Regions from separate parts of the Homo sapiens genome. Here region 1 is linked to region 2. Evidence: chromatin loops called from intact Hi-C (ENCODE). Cell type or tissue: heart right ventricle. All regions are shown on one strand.

Region 1 (2,500 bases), 150 kb after region 2:
GAAATAAGTACAGATTTTTTAAAAAACTCTAAACAAAATCCCCCAAACACCATCATAACCAGAAAAACTCACTCTGTGGAGAAATACATTTGGAAAGAGACACCTTCCACGTAGCACAATATGCCCTAAGGCTCTTTTAAACTGCCTAATATACTAACCAGACATCTTAAGAAAATCAAACAACTTAACATGGTACATCCATACTACAGAATATTGTTCAACTATTTAAAAAAATAAGCACGTCTTGGCCAGGCGCGATGGCTCACACCTGTTATCCCAGCACTTTGGGAGGCCAAGGAGGGCGGATCATGAGGTCAAAAAATGGAGACCATCCTGGCCAACATGGTGAAACCCCGTCTCTACTAAAAATATAAAAATTAGCTGGGCGTGGTGGTGCGCGCCTGTAGTCCCAGCTACTTGGGAGGCTGAGGCAGGAGAATCGCTTGAATCCAGGAGGCAAAGGTTGCAGTGAGCCGAGATTGTGCCACTGCACTCCAGCCTGGGCAAGAGAGCGAGACTCCATATCAAAAAGAAAGAAAGAAAGAAAGATAAGCATATCTTATATGTAAATGGAAACAAATACAGAATGTAGGAAAAAGGCAGAAAAATACATACAGTAATATGACTCCATTTGTGTAAAAAAATAAAAACCAAAAAAAGGAAAAGATCTCGAAAAATACATTAAGTTCTTGGATATGGTATTTGGAGAGGTGGAGCAGAGAAGAGATACTCAGGGAGGATTTTTACTTTTTCTTCTATAAACATTTGTATTGTCTGACCCTTTTGCAATAAGCATTTATTGTTGTGGTAATTAAAAAAACAAAACATTGGCCGGGCGCGGTGGCTCAGGCCTGTAATCCCAACACTTTGGGAGGCTGAGACGGACGGATCACAAGGTCAGGAGATCGAGACCATCCTGGCTAACATGGTGAAACCCATCTCTACTAAAAAAATACAAAAAATTAGCTGGGCGTGGTGGCGGGCGCCTGTAGTCCCAGCTACTCCGGAGGCTGAGGCAGGAGAATGGCGTGAGCCCAGGAGGCGGAGCTTGCAGTGAGCCGAGATCGCACCACCGCACTCCAGCCTGGGCGACAGAGCAAGACTCCATCTCAAAAAAAAAAAAATCTTAAACATACTATCAGACCCTGTTATTGTTTTTAAAATATCACATTCATGGTTAGTACATAGTAATAAAGTACTTCCAAAACAAATTTAAAGTTATCCTCAGAGATTGAAAAAGACTAAGAGACATGACAATTAAATGCAATGTGTAATACTAGATTGAAAAAAAAAGACATCTTTGGGACAACTGGCAAAATGTATAAATTACATATCAGGTAATAGTAGGGTTACAAATGTTAAAATGTCTGAATTTGATTACTGTATATTGATTATCTAAGACAATACTTGTTCTTAGGTAACACTATCAGATATTTAGGAAAGAAAGATCATGATGCCTGCAATTTACTCTCAAAAGGTTCTGCCAAAAGTAAATAAAACTTTTTTTAAAATATAGAAAGGTAATACAAACGTGGCAAAATTCCAATTACTGGTTAATCTAGGTTAAAAGTACATTATGGGAATTCACTGTGCTATTCTTGCAACTTTCCTGAAAGTTTAAAATTTTTTCAAAATAAAAAGTGTTTTCTGACAGGCGCAGTGGCTCACACCTGTAATCCCAGCACTTTGGGAGACTGAGGTGGGTGGATCACTTGAGGTCAGAAAACCAGCCTGGGCAGCATGGCAAACCCCATCTCTTCAAAAAATACAAAAATTAGCCGGGTGTGGTAGTGTGCACCTGTAGTCCTATCTACTCAGGACACTGAGGTGGGAGGATCGCTTGAGCCTCAGAGGCAGAGGTTGCAGTGAGCCAAGATTGTGCCACTGCACTCCAGCCTGGGTGACAGAGTGAGACCCTGTCTCACACACACATAAAAAAGTGTTTTTTTGTTTTTGTTGTTTTTTTTTTCTGTCAGAAAAACATTCTAACCTGATTTCAGTGACTTAGGTGTAAATGGCTTAGTTTCCAATATAAACTATCTCTCAGGGTTTTACAATAATAGTTCTTAGTGTATTACAAAATCAAGTACTCTACGGTACTCTTGGAAGAATTAACAGAAATGAAGCTAGTCAACTTTTTTAAGAAACTGAGCAAAGAACAATTAGCAAATTGAGCAGCCTCTTAACCAGGATAGGTTCAGAGAGGCTCCAGCAGAGCCACGTAATAGATTTATGGACAGAGAAGCTGGTCAACTTTTGATTCTCAAACCCAGGCTGGCCATCCTGCTTCCATCCAAAACCTGACAATGCTCATGGAACAATGAATATTAGGGTTGAGAAAATTTATTACAAATATCTATTACAGAATAAACTGTAATGTATTAAACAAAATTTTTAAGTGAATAAATTAAATCAACGAGTCACTACAGTGAAAAATGACTGAGAAGATCTGGAAACACCAAAGTCCTGCTAAGGAAACTAGGAAAGTATGACTGATAGA
Region 2 (2,500 bases):
CCGAAGGCCAGATTGTGGTACAGAGCTCAGCGTGGGAACGTCCTGGGGCCCAGGTATGGGGAAGGGGTGCCCAGCAAAGATGGAGGGGCAGTTGGGATCCTGTCCTTGCTGACACTCCCTGCTTCCTCCAGGTCACCTACTCCTTGCACCTGTATTCAGTCAATGGGAAGTTGCGGGCTTCACTGCCCCTGGCAGAGCAGCCTACAGCCCTGACGGTGACAGAGGACTTTGTGTTGCTGGGCACCGCCCAGTGCGCCCTGCACATCCTCCAACTAAACACGTAAGCCCCCCATTTATGGGTTCATGGCCCCTGAAGGTGGTGGTCATTGGTGTAGGATAAAGGCCCTAGGAACCCACACACCATACATGTTTGTGGGCACATATTTCAAGGTTTGTTACCTGTCCCTTCATCTTCCCATGGGGAGGTCTTGCCCTGGGCCTCCGCTTAGCCACAGTTGTGGGAGATTTCTTTGTGTATAAGAATTTCAATTTAACCATCCTTAAAATGAGGACAGAGAGGGTATATGGGATAAGGGATATCTGCTGGTCGCAAAGCCCCCTTGCAGTCGCAAGTTGGTGTATATCCCCTCTCCCTTCCAGACTGCTCCCGGCCGCGCCTCCCTTGCCCATGAAGGTGGCCATCCGCAGCGTGGCCGTGACCAAGGAGCGCAGCCACGTGCTGGTGGGCCTGGAGGATGGCAAGCTCATCGTGGTGGTCGCGGGGCAGCCCTCTGAGGTGAGGATGGGGCGGGGGTGGGGAGGCCCCTCGAACGGGGCGGGGCGTGGCGCGGCGATCCCAGCTGATCCTACTCAACCCTTACGCCCACCAGGTGCGCAGCAGCCAGTTCGCGCGGAAGCTGTGGCGGTCCTCGCGGCGCATCTCCCAGGTGTCCTCGGGAGAGACGGAATACAACCCTACTGAGGCGCGCTGAACCTGGCCAGTCCGGCTGCTCGGGCCCCGCCCCCGGCAGGCCTGGCCCGGGAGGCCCCGCCCAGAAGTCGGCGGGAACACCCCGGGGTGGGCAGCCCAGGGGGGTGAGCGGGGCCCACCCTGCCCAGCTCAGGGATTGGCGGGCGATGTTACCCCCTCAGGGATTGGCGGGCGGAAGTCCCGCCCCTCGCCGGCTGAGGGGCCGCCCTGAGGGCCAGCACTGGCGTCTGCGGCCGCAGCAGCACTTTTTGCACAGTCTGGGGCGGGGTTCCCCGGCTTCCAAGTCGCTGTTTCGTCAAAGCACGAGGGCCGCCTGTGGCCTTAATTCCTAACGGCGGCCCCGGTTCTCCCTTCTCGGCAATAAACCAGGCCTAGTTTTGTAGCTGCTCCGTCTCCGAGTGTGCGTTCGCGCGCAGCGTCTCGGCCTGCCATGGCCACCGTCCCAGGGTCGCCGTCTGAGTCTGGCCTGGCTCGCGTTCCCCTGGCCCGTGACCCCCTCTGGGCCCACTCGCCCCCCCTCCGCGTGGCCGTCGCTGAACTGGGGCCTCAGTTTACCCGGCAGTGTAGCCCCTGCCCCACATCTCGCCCCGGCTTGTGGTTTCCCCACGATCTCTTCATGGGGTCGCCTTCGCACGCCATTCGTCCACAACCGCAACCCGGCCAGGCGCCCCGCAGGCGCGTTTGCATTCCTTCGCCGGGCAGGGGCGACAACACCCGAGGCCGCGCCCCTCCAGCTCGGCCCTGCCACCTCATTGTCTTGCCTACTTCTTGGGCCGCCCTGTGGCGCCGCTGTGGTCTCGGGGTTGGGGGTGGGGGGCCAGAACCACCCCAGAGAGTCCACGTTGTCTTCCCGGAGGGCTCGGTCCTGCCCTGCTGAGTGGATCCATCCTGGCGGCCACTGGTCATGAGGAGTTGGGGGCAGAGCCCTTGCTGAGCGGAGGGAGCCGGGGGCTGCCTCTCTGTCCCCCATCTCCAGACTCGCGATCCTGCGGGTGTTGTATGTGCTGGTGTCGGCGTGTGCGTGAGAAGTCAGGGGTAGTGTGGGTGTGCGGGGTGGTTGCATTGTGTGTGCGTATTCGTGGGCCTGGAGACAGGTGGGAGGCGGGAGGGGTTCCAGTCCCGCTGCTCAGAGTAGGCTGGGCGGAAGCCAGGCCTGTCTGCTGCTGCGTCCTGGTCACAGGCCCATCCACTATCCAGGATCCTGCAGGGCCCCTTAATGTAAGTGACACAAAGGTACACACCCATATGTGGCAAGGGCTACCAGGTCGCACCCACTTGGCCACAGCACTGGGTTGCTGATTTAGCCATACACATGGGCACATGGTGTGGGATAGATCGGTACCCAATATGTGGTGGTGGATACTGGGGAGCTGGAGGGCCTTCCCGGATGTCTCCTCCATTCCTTCTCCAGGCAAGCTCTCCTTAGTCTAGACGAGGAGCTTCTCTTCCCCAAACCTCAGGAAGTGGGTCCCAGCAGATTCAGCCCTATAGGATCCAGGTAGGACTGAGCGGTCCTATCCTTTGAGTCTCAGGCCCTCTCTGAATTTCTGGATGAAGCAGGATCAACTA

What was found. Peaks named below come from ENCODE experiments on the same cell type or tissue, not always from the same donor. Only the 100,000 strongest peaks of a DNase experiment are listed, where the experiment ranks them.
Region 1: it touches region 2 in a loop (2.0-fold over the local background); 15 of 110 quality-filtered maps call a loop at or near these places.

The regions. Positions count from the first base shown.
Region 1 is chr3:47,153,883-47,156,382 of GRCh38, forward strand. The region is part of intron 1 of SETD2 (SET domain containing 2, histone lysine methyltransferase); the gene reads right to left. Among named protein-coding and RNA genes, the nearest start is that of SETD2, 9.0 kb to the right of the region's middle. In heart right ventricle, no CTCF peak of the experiment used is centred here; no DNase peak of the experiment used is centred here.
Region 2 is chr3:47,008,389-47,010,888 of GRCh38, forward strand. It overlaps NBEAL2 (neurobeachin like 2), which reads left to right. Exons shown (of 54, transcript NM_015175.3): 51 at 1-53; 52 at 132-280; 53 at 601-736; 54 at 831-1,313. The coding sequence ends at 932. Among named protein-coding and RNA genes, the nearest start is that of NBEAL2, 30 kb to the left of the region's middle. RefSeq lists a silencer at 732-1,241 and enhancers at 871-1,668, 1,669-2,465. In heart right ventricle, no CTCF peak of the experiment used is centred here; a DNase peak (open chromatin) is centred at 1,083; H3K4me3 peaks cover 1,695 bases; H3K27ac peaks cover 1,907 bases.